2 separate regions of the Homo sapiens genome follow, and region 2 is linked to region 1. The links are chromatin loops, found by intact Hi-C in ENCODE. Cell type or tissue: PC-9. All regions are shown on one strand. Links, peaks and the distances in the headings refer to the core of each region. The heading gives the core; the rest is flanking DNA.

The links. Hi-C counts contacts between places; a loop is a spot of excess contacts. Peaks named below come from ENCODE experiments on the same cell type or tissue, not always from the same donor. Only the 100,000 strongest peaks of a DNase experiment are listed, where the experiment ranks them.
Region 2: a loop joins it to region 1, with 6 times the contacts of the local background. A loop is called at or near these places in 1 of 110 quality-filtered maps.

Annotation. Positions count from the first base shown.
Region 1 is chr1:55,628,276-55,636,243 of GRCh38, reverse strand. No RefSeq gene overlaps it. Among named protein-coding and RNA genes, the nearest start is that of LINC01753, 310 kb to the left of the region's middle. In PC-9, for the core only: no CTCF peak of the experiment used is centred there; a DNase peak (open chromatin) is centred at 4,013; H3K27ac peaks cover 2,085 bases.
Region 2 is chr1:55,692,235-55,696,234 of GRCh38, reverse strand. No RefSeq gene overlaps it. Among named protein-coding and RNA genes, the nearest start is that of LINC01753, 250 kb to the left of the region's middle. In PC-9, for the core only: no CTCF peak of the experiment used is centred there; a DNase peak (open chromatin) is centred at 1,784.

The DNA.
Region 1 (7,968 bases), core at 1,966-5,965:
CATTTAATAGCCTTGCCTTTTCAAGTTTAACATTTCTTGAAGAAAAAAAATAGTCCAGTGCTTGTTGCTTTTGGAATCTACTTCTTATTACTCACGTTTTTTCCTCTCCAAATGAAAATCATTTCACATTTTGGTAATGCCTCTTGGCAGCATTTATTGAGAGCAGTCAACAGGCACCTCCAGGATCCAGCATGACCTGGCTATAGAAGGAGGAGCAGGGCATGGGAAACTATGTGATTTTTTAACACAGTCATTTGAAAGCAGGAGAGGCATTGGGCTTAAAACAAAGCACACTGTGATCCTTGTGTAAAGCAAGCATAAAGTAATGCTAAAAAGCATGGGCTTTGGCACATTTAGACCTGCTTTCAGATCCCGGCTCTACCACATTTGCTATGTGATTTGGAGCAGGTAGCTAGCTTATCCTCCCTAAACTTCAGTTTCATCATCTGTAAAATGGAAATTATAGTAAGACACCCTTCAAAAGACTCTAAGAATTAAATAAATTAATGCATGTAAGATTCTTATCTCAGTGCCTGTCATAGTAAATACAAATATTTATTGAGTGTGTACTCAGGCCATGCTAGCCTGAGGAGAGGGGTCCCAGAAATGATTCAATCCCCTGCCTGGAAGTCCCATCCAAGTCCTTCTTCTCTAATCAGGGTATTCCTGATGGTGGCTGGTATGGTCCAAAAGACCACAGCTGTCCTCCTCTTCACCTATTCTTGACACCTGGCCTCTACCAAAACTCACCCCGTGCAACTCAGATTTCCATTACACTTCATTTCTGATGCTCCAGACCTCCCCCTCTACCCCAGACTGATAGCCCTCCACTCCATTCCACGTTCTCATAAACAGTCACAGCTCTTTGGCTGCAATGACAATACTCAAACTAGCTAAAAGAAAACAAAACAAAAACTGTCGTGGTAATAAAGGGGTACCTAAGCGCTGCATAGAATCAAAACACAGTGGGACTTCACAGAACATCAACAGGGACAGATACAGCCATGGGGCGTCTACTTCTACGTGAACCTGTTAGAATCTCCCAACCCTCTCTGCCCTCCAGTTTTCTCTGCTTAGTCACCACTCACCAGTGTTTCACTTTATCTTTTAAGTTTCTCTCAAGGACAATCTGGTTTCCTAAGTCTCCTCCTATGCATAATCTGCCTTTGAGGCAGGTGCCCATCCATACTTCAATAGATGGCCAGAAGGGCAGGGCATAGGACATAAGCATGGCCAGTCATGCCCTCTCCTTCAGCAGAAGTTTCATAAGAGGTTTAATGCTCAAAGAACAGGTTATAGGCTGTCATAACATTATCTGTGTTGACATGAGGCCATTAATCCATCTCTGGTTTTCACTTAGAGGGCTGGGGAAGTCTGTTGGGAAGAAAGAATAAAGCCAAAGGAAAGGGTGTAGTGAGATTGGGGTGTACTGGCAAGGAGGTTTGGTAGAGGTAAGAAGAGGCCCAGTAGAGTAGACAACCAGAGTTACTGCCAAGGGCCTGGGATCAGAGCCAAGAAGGAGCAGTGCAGTGTCAAGTCAAACAAGTGAGGCAGGCTGGATAAACAGAAGAACCTCACAAAGGTCGGAGACCAACAGGGTTAGGAGCAACATGGAACCAGGTATAAATACAGGTCAAGGAACTGGTTCAGAACTAAGTAGAGACTAGCACCTGTGTGCTGAATCTTACAAGGAATTTGGATTGTCTTGCCATGGTGAATATGCCATTTTAAGATGGCTGTTAGGAGCAGGTCACCCTTTCACTCCAACAGTCACTGTATACAAGCCTCTAATGTAGGAAAAGTACCCTCCTCTCAAGTGTATGAAACTCCAGACACTTGTGGTACCCAATAGCATCTCTAGTGGCTCTGCTCTTTACCTTGATTTCATCTTTCAGGTCCCCACAGCCCCCATCTCCCTTGGAACTTCACGTAATTCCCTGAGCTCACACCAGAAGACCATTTGAAAGACCCTGCCTTGGACTTGGCTCAGTCTATTATTCCTCGCTCACCACCAATCTGTATCCAAGATCAACTTTATGCACCCACTTGCTCCCCTTAGGTGAGTTCCTTTTCTATCCAGTATTTATACTTCCCTTCAGGATATAAAGTTGCCATTATTCCATTATTTCTCACTTCTTAGGATCCTGGCCCAGCGATCAGCCATCAGACCTAATGGCTCTAGTCATTGTCTTTCCTAAGAGCCGCCATTAGGTAAATAGCACCCAAGATGACCCCCGGCTCAACAGTGTGCCTTCCCATCTGCCCAACACTCCATGGTCAGCCTGGCCTCTCCCCAGCCCCATTCTTGCATTTTACACAACATCTGGACTCCCTTCAACTCCTCTTTGACTTGTTAATTTGACTAGCATATTTACCTAGGACCTACTCTGTGAGAGACACTACCTAGGCACTTTGACAGCATTTTTCTTTAGTTTCTAAGAGTTTATACTCCGTGGGAAGATAAAACCTCTAAATCAACTATTAAAATATAATGTGATATATGTCCTTACATAATGATGCAACAGAATGCAGTGAGAGTAAGGAATAATAGAATTTATCCCAGGCTGGGGCAATCCTGGAAAGCTTCCAGGAGAAGGAGACACAAACAGAATTTTGAAGAGTCATACTAAACTGACTACCTGAAGAGGATTGAGGAGGAAGAAGATGAAGAGACAGAGCATTCCAGGCAGAAGAACACTATGCTCAAAGTAGGAGACCCGAAATGGACTATCGTTTGAAGAACTACACAATTTTTCAGCTGTATGGCATTTTTTCCCAGGAATTTATACTCTGAGAGGTAGTGTTGGAGAAAAAGGTAAGAGCAGGACCTTGAGGGGTGACTACCCAAGCTAAAGAGTTTGTGGAAGCTATCTATTGATTTTAAGTAGGCAAGAGATACAATTGAATCCATGTTGACGAGTTCGACAGAAGACAAAAGTATTGTCCTGTCTCCCTCTGAATGCCACACTGAGAGACCACCCTTCTGCCCACCCATATCTGCTGTGGGGCCTCTGGAAAGAAGTACCCATCCATGGGCCAAAGAAGGCAGGAGGCTGGAAGGACTTGATTAGAGCAGGGGAAAGAGCAGTTTGACCTCCCGAATGACTTTGCAGCCTCTACTTTGCTGAGCACAGCAAAGAAAAATAAATCATCCTTCAAATGGCAAGGGTCAGGGCTTGCTGCAGGACTGCCTAATTAGGTGTAAGATTACATTGCAGGTCTGGTTACAGGAGGCCGACAGGAATCAAATCCAACAGCACCAGACCAGAACAAGCAAGATCTTGCTCAGAATGAAAACAGGAGAAATAGAAGGCCTGCCACCATCCCTTCCTAACCTCCCAGCTACCAAATTTGAGTAGCCAGATAATAAAGGATTTCAAAAAAGGGAGAAAAATGATCTCCTAAGATTTTATATTCAGTTTCATTTCTGATGCAGATCTCTGATTACTGACAGGTAAGTTATAAAAGAATCAAGAAAGTAGGAGATGACCATAAACAGCTTATTTGTTATTAAACATTACTGAAAAGTAATTGGCCGCCTTCTGTAAAGCATTGCACTGTCTACAGGATACACAAAAGTTATTAAGATATGACCCTTTCTCAATGAGCTTACAGCCTGATGGGGAAGAACAACCCAAAAACTCAGAACAAATATTTCTGTGTTAGGGGTTTTTGCTCTTATTGATAGAGTGGGTTTCAGTGTACATGGAGAGCACTCAGAATGTTGTCACAGAAGACATCAGTTTGAACTGAGTCTTTAAAATTGGAGTTTATCACATGATGAAAAGAGGAAACTGCTTACTCAAGAGCAGAGATATGAGAAAATACAAGGCATTTTAATGAATAACGAGGACTACATTCCCTTGATTCTAAGAGTTCATTCATTGCCAGTCATATCACTAAAAAATTATCTACTCATCATAGCATATACTTGTCCCCACCCATACAGACTATTTTCTTCTTTTATGTCACAAAGTGTTCTATGTTCAACCCGAAGATTCTTATGAATCATTTTTAGACATTAGAAGTTATGCAAAGCATAAGAATGACTCATGATTTTTTGTAAAATATGCTCAACATCTTGACCTCATTTATACCTTTAGGATTGACAGTATAAATTTTAGAAGTATCTTAAAATACCAGCGTTTCATTTTGCATTGCTTTTTTTTTTTTTTTTTCCTGAGACAGAGTCTCACTCTGTCACCCAGACTGGAGTGCAGTGGCACAATCTCAGCTCACCGCAACCTCCACCTCCCAGGTTCAAGTGATTCTCCTACCTCAGCCTCCCAAGTAGCTGGGATTACAGGCACTCGCCACCATGCCAGACTCATTTTTGTATTTTTAGTAGAGATGCGGTTTTACCATGTTGCTCAGGCTGGTCTCAAACTCCTGACCTCAAGTGATCCACCCGCCTAGGCCTCCCAAAGTGCTGGGATTACAGATGTGAGCCACTGCTCCAGGCCTGCACTGCCCATTTGATAGTACTCATAGATTTCCTCCCCTTAATTGGTTTATGCAATACTAGAAATTAACCTTCTCTTAGTTTTATTATATCTCTTGATGATTCATCCATTTTGTCTAAGTCAAAAAAAAATAGAAAGCCTAAACACTACATAACTATTAAAGAAATTGAGTCACTGTTTTTAAATCTTGTTGCTGCTATGAAAGCTCCAGGCTTAAATGGATGATTTTAATAAGTTCTACCAAACTCTCAAGGAATAATTACAATTTTATATAAACTCCTTAAGAGAACAGATGGAGGGATACTCTCAAACTAGTTTTATAAGATTAGTGCACTTTTTATGCCAAATCCAGACATGGATGATATGAAAAATAAAAATTACAGACCACTGCCACTCTTGGACAGAGATTCAAATATTCTAAACTCAATTTTTTCAAGTTGGTTCTAGCAATGAATAAAAAACATAATACAATTTGATAATGTTTCATTTATCTCAGGAATGCAAGTTTGGCTTGGTATCTAAAACCCATTGACATAATTAATTCATTTTACTAACAATAAAGAGAGGTTATCAACCCCAATAATATTTTTAATATTCAATAAAATAGAATAGTTTTATAATTTAAAATTCTTATAGAACTAGGAGTAGAGGAAAACTTTTTTAATCTGATGAAAGTTACCTATCAGAAATCTATAGTAAAGTATACTTAAAGGTAAAATGTTAGAAACAATTTGCTAGGAGAAAAGAACAAAACAATAATTCCCTATTCAATATTGGTCCTAACCAATGCAGTAAGTCAAGAAAAGAAATAAAAACGATAAGAAAAGGAAAACTCATAGTGTATTTGGTAATTTTCAATTGTCAGAAACTGAAAAAATATGCCAATTATTATAATAAGAGACTAAAGTGATTGATATAACATCAATATGCAAAAGTGAATTACAAATTAAGATTGAAGAGGCACTTGAAATAAGTAACCTTTGAAAAGGTAGCATCTATTCAAACATAAAATGCATAAAGTATATATTATATGTTGGGGGGAGATGTGTGTACATACATACAAGACCTCTAGGGAGAAAAGTGTAAAACAATTCAGAAAAAACTAATAAATGTAAATGTTTACTATGTTCATGGATAGGAAAAGTCAATATCATAGAGATGTCATTTTCCTGAATGTAATCTATAGTATCAAATTGTTTCAACCAAAATTCCAACAGGAAGTTTTTATGAAACTTAAAAAGATTTGTACCTAGATTATATAAATTTTTATCGGATCAGATGGCTTAAAAAGCTGTATATAGCATTAACACACTGAAGTAATACAGCAAGGATAGACTGACTGATATGACAGAACAGAGAACCCAGATACCATCCTGAATACATTGCAACTTGGTCTATGCTGTGGTTTGAATGCTTTCCCTAGAAGTTCCTGTGTTGGAAACTTAATCCCCAATGCAACAGTGTTGGGAGGTGGGACCTAATAAGAGGTGATTGGGTCATGATGGCAGCGCCCTCATGAATGAATTAATATTATTATCACAGGAGCAGGTTAGTTATAACAAGAGTGGGTTGCTGTAAAGTGAGTTTGGTTGCTAGTGCCTTTCTCTCTTGTCTCGTATGCCCACCTGCTTTTCCATCATGTTTGACGCAGCAAAAAGGCCCTCACCAGATATAGTCCTTCAGCCTTGGACATTCCAGCCTCCAGAACTGTAGAAAATTGATCTCTGTTTTTTATAAACTACCTAGTCTATGATATTATATTATAGCAGCCAAAAATGGACTAAGACTGGAAATTGGTACCAGGAGTGGCTTTGTTGCTACAACAAATAGCTGAAAATGTGGAAGCAGCTTTGGAACTGGGTAATGGGTAGTGGATGGAATAATTTGGAAGGACAGGCTAGAAATAGCCTGTATTGCCATGAACTGATGAATATTAAGGGCAATTCTGGTGAAGGCTCAGAAAAAGTCTGCAGGGAAAGCTTGAATTTTTTGAGAGATTACTTAAGTGCTCATAACCAGAATGCTGATAAAAGTACAGATAGTAAAGACCATTTTGATGAGATCTCAGATGGAAATAAGGAACAAGGTATTAGAAATTATTAAACTTTTGTGGCAAGAGATGTTCCTACGAAGATTCAGGACAGCATTGTTTATAATTTTAAAATATCAGAAATAGTACAAATGTTTGTCACAGGAAATGGATAGAGTAGGAATTGATGCTATAAAACACTGTGCAGCAGTGAAAATGAATGAACTATGGCTTCATGTATCCATGTAGATAAATCTCAAAAACATAATACTCAATAGGAAAAACAAGTCTCAAGATAATATACACAATATGACACCTTTATTATGGGCCCAGTATATAAATGTTCACAATATATTGGGTGCATACAAATGTAGGAAAGATGGCCTACTTAATAAATGGTTCTCCCAATGGTAACCATATTCAACTACCCAGAATTTATGTTTATCATTATGTTGCTTTTCATTATACCTTGTTAAGATATAACTAAGATATTATACATCTTAATATCTAATTATTAATATCTAATTAATTATATCAATATAAAATTAAGATATCTTATTAAGACATAATGAAAAGCAACATAATGATAAACATAAATTCTGGGTAATTGAATATGGTGACCTTTGAGAGAGAAGAGAAGAATACAGTAGAGGAGAAGCATACTGGGGGCTTCAAAAGAATTTCTGTTTCTAAAAGTAAGGAGCAATCACATGAGGATTTATTTTTCTTTATACCTGATATATACATAATACAGTCATTTCTATGAATGAAATATGTCTCAACAAGAAGTACTTTTTTGTATAAGCACCATACAAAATCTGAATATAGGTCTATATAAAAATATCACTTCTAATTCTACTATCCATAGGTAACTACTGCTAGCATTTTTAATATTTTACTCTTTATTTTATGTACCACTACATTGAAAATTTCTTTGAAACACACCTAAAAGGGTTGACTAGAAGCCTTTGTTAAATAAGAATTTGGCACTGGCATGACACCCAAATCTATCAGTGTAGGTCATAGCATTATAATGGGGATACCTTCTGAGAAATGCATCCTTAGGTGATTTCATCATTGTGCAAATATTAGTGCATTTACACAAACCTATAAAGTACAGCCTACTGCACATCTAGGCTATGTGGTATGGCCTATTGCTCCTAGGCTATAAACCTGTACAGCATGTTACTGGTCTGAATACTGTAGGCAATTGTAGCACAATGGTAAGTATTTGTGTGTCCAAACATATCTAAACAGAAAAGGTAATGCATTGCACTGTGATGGCTACCACATCACTAGGCAATAGGAATTTTTCAGTGCCATTGTGATCTTATAGGACCACCTTTGTATATGTGGTCTGTTGTTGACCACAACATTGTTTGTGACAGTAATTGATTTTGAGGCCACATACACACACGCACATACACACACATTCATATATGTACACATAGATTAAAGGGCCACTTTATCACAACT
Region 2 (4,000 bases), core at 1-4,000, 62 kb before region 1:
CTTGCCTGAAGCTTCCCAGTCAGAAAAAATAACTTTTATCCACAGGGAGAGGATTTCAGCTCCTTAGGGAAAAAAAAATTCAGACTAAAAATGTTAAAAAAGCAAAGCATCTCAAAAGTGATACATGGACTAAAAATGACATATATCTGGAGAAGGATAGAACAAATATATATTGAGTGCTTCTTAGGTGTCCTGCATTGAAATGATATATATGAAACATCACAATAAATTAGTTACCTCTCTGAGTACTAATTTCTTCATCTTATAGCTCTATTTTTATTGTATACCTCTAAGTTTGTCTTGAATTATAAAAATATTCGATAATAATAAAGAAAATGTATTAACCATGTACTCTGTGCCAGGTACTGTACTAATTATATTGAAAACATGCTAACACTGAATACAACAATACTCCCATGAAGCAGGGGTAGCCTAGAGAGATTGCACAAATGAGGAAGCCGAGGCTTCGAAGAGAGACTCATCCATCAGATGTCACATAGTAAGAGCGGAGCCAGTACAGTAAGCTGCCTGACTCCAAATCTCTTCCCCTGATAAATGCAGAAACGATAACTATGTAGCACTCTAATTTTTCTAAGCCTCAAAGTGGCAAATCAAGGGCTTCAACATGGGGTTTCCTGGCTCCAGGTCCACTGTAATTTCAATCTTTTTCCTTAACATGGCCTATAAAGTATGAAGCAGGGTCAAATGGCCAAGGAGGCTGGGCAAAGCTCTCTAAGGTTTCAGGGTGTTTAGGAGTCTCCTCTGGGGAGTGGCCCTTGGAAACATGAAGGCAAATAGGCCAGATCAGAGCTCGTGATGTAATGAGACACACTTCATAAATGGCAGCCCTGTACCAGGCATCTTGTCCTGCGCCATCTCATTTAGTCATCACTGCAATGCTATGAATTAGGTACAATTTTCTCTATTTTAGAGAAAACGGAGACCCACAAAAGTGGAATGATTCATCCAAGGTCACCTAGCTGGAATGTGACAGAGTTTCTATCAGAACAATAATTTCGTATCCATGTTACTGAAATTCCTTGAGGTCAGAAGCATATTTTGATATATTTATTTTCCTAGCACTTGTCATGGTGCCTGAAACATCCTCAACAATTGGAAGTTTATGTTTCTCTTTGACACTAACAATATTCATTCAAGAATATGCCTGGCATTATATTAGATGCTTTATAACATATCATTTTGTCACTGTTCAGAATAAGCCCATGAACTAGGTTTTAGATATACTTTTAAGAGGGTGAAACATAGAGAGACTAAGGTTAGGTCATTAGTACAAGATGCATGAAGAACTTAAATCCAGGTCCGTGCAACTCCAATACTGTGTGTTGCCCAAATCTGTGCACCTCTGCTCCTTGGAAGAATGCTGTGATCAGGTCTGACCCCTGGAACTTCCCAGTACCCACATCCTAAGTGCACTCAGCAGTCTGCCTCCATTGGCACTGTTCTGCCTCACAAAATGAGAACCCAGAGGATTCAAGGCAGGAACTGAGTTTGCCAAAACTTTCCAGGCTGTCTTAGTGTTCCTAGAGTCTGAAGTAAGAGTTATTGGAGCTTGGTGCTCCTTGTAAACTATTTTTATACCTGGAATGTGTTGGGAGCCAGCTGGCTGCTGCCACAGCTCAGATATCACCTGGCGCTTTCTTCTAAACTGGAGGAATAAATCACGTGGACAGCCAAGCCAGACTGTGTCTGTCTGGGTCTGTATCTGATAAGAAGCACTTGGCAACAAGTGAGCTGTATTTCATTTTCTGCAGAGCTGGCTATGTAAAAGGCATCAGCCAAGGGGATAAGAATCATCAGATTGCAAAACAGGAAGGTCCATCCAACCTCCCACTCTACAGGTAGAGCAACAGACCAAGAGCCTCAGGCTGACATATTGAGTTGCAAGATATGGAAATACATTCAGCTGAATGGAGAGTGCTGTATTGAAAATAGGGAAGGGAATTTTATGGAATCCACTTACAGGACAGACAACCAGAACACACAGAAACTGGGAAGTCCTCCCCCAGTGTTAGACATAGAGATACAGAGCTACAGAGACCAGCCTCATCCATGCCCTTGCCGGTAGCCCACATTCCATGATTAAGCAAGGTAGGGGATAAAGGCACAGTCCTTTCAACCTTACAATGAGCAACTCTGATGGGCAAACTTCACCCCAGATCACCTGCTGGGTTGGGTGAGGCTTTGTCAGGCCCCTAGGATGGCTTAACTTCTCCCTCTATCTAGTATTTCTTTTTCCAACTTCCTTTTCCATGTGTTGATCCTTAATAAACACCATGCACCCCAAACTCTAAGTATCTCCTTTGGACAACCCAACCTGCAAAACCCTGACTCTCTCTGGCCAAATGGTATTTTCTTTCTGCATTTCTTGGTTTGTCTGCTCTATTCAACAGTTCTCTTCCTTGTGAACTATCTTAGACTTTTCTTCTTGGGTATAACCCATCCTGGGACCCTCCATAAGGCCTACTCAGCAGCTGTGGCAAATTGTATTTTCCAAATTGACTACAGCAACATTTTCAATTCTACAAGTTCTTCCAGAAACTGGCCACCCCATATCAAGAGGCAGAGTCTATTTCTGGGCAGGGCTTTGTGACTGCCTTGATGAATAAAATGCAATGGAAGTGACATTTAATGACATCCGAGGCTAGGTCATAAAAGGAAGTATGATTCCACCTGCTTCTCTCTCTCTGGAGACACTCATTCTTGCAATCCAGCCACCATGTTGTGAAGAGGTCCAGACTAGCCCATGTGATCAGACCACATGGAAAGGTACTGAGGCTATCAGCTGACAGCTGGCATCAACAGCCAGACATGAGTAAATAAGGTTTTTCAATAATTCTAGCCTCCAACTTTTACATGTTCAACCTAAGACCCCAGATATAGTAGAACAGAAATAAGTTGTCCCCACTGTGCCCTTTCTAAATTCCAGACCCTCAGAATCCATGAGCTAAATAAATGGTTGACATACACTACTAAGGTAATTTGTTTTATAGCCAGGGGAAGAGAAATAGCCTTGAACTTCAGAGGACTTGGTCTTGTTTCCTACAGTCAACTGACTCCATCTCCAACTCTCAATTCCAAATTCCTTAGAGAAAGAAATCAAATGGACCCGGGATGGACACCAGACTCAGGTTGGGCCAGCAGCTTTGGCCATGTGGCCAGGAAGGCAGGTATTCAAATGTAACAGGCTTTGCTATTTGGAATCACTTCATTCATTAAAAAATTATTGCATGTACTATGCAAGTTATATGCTGGGTGACTACTGTGTTTATGGAAATGATTAAGATATTGTCCAGTCAGCATAAAGCTTATATGTAGATGAATCAGATGATAAACAAGAAAAAAATACATTCTTTTCCTAAGGTGGCATGTTGGAGTGATAGAGATTATCACTGGAATTTAATTTATTGGAGAGTCACAATGTGCCAGGGAGGAAAGGGCTATTACATATACTCCATCCAGATTCAGATTCAGCAAAAAAGCACTTATTGAACATCTATTATGAATCTCAGGGGCTATATCAGAAGGTATTTCTATACAGATGATCCTGCATGATGAATATTTGAACCTCTCAGCTTGTCTTGAACATAAGTCCAGAAGGGTGACATAATTGCTTGAATTTGGGCTCAGACCTGAACCTTCTGTGTACCATTTTTGTGATATCTCCCCACACCACACTGCCTCATACAGCATCCTCCAACATAGTTAAGAGGTGGAATGAGTCTGGTCTAAGATAAAGTAATACATAAGTACATGGGTTCTGGCCACAACCTGCCTAGATTCAACTAACTCTACCACATATTAGACACAGCTGACAAGGAGGCATTAAGGGACAAGTTTGGCCTCTCTGAGCCTCAGTCTCCTTGTCTGTAAAATTGGAAAATAATAGTACTGACCTCATTGAGCTCTTGCAAGGATAAGAGATAAAGCATATCATGAGCTTAAATCCTCTGTTATGACACACAGTAAGTGCTCAATAAAT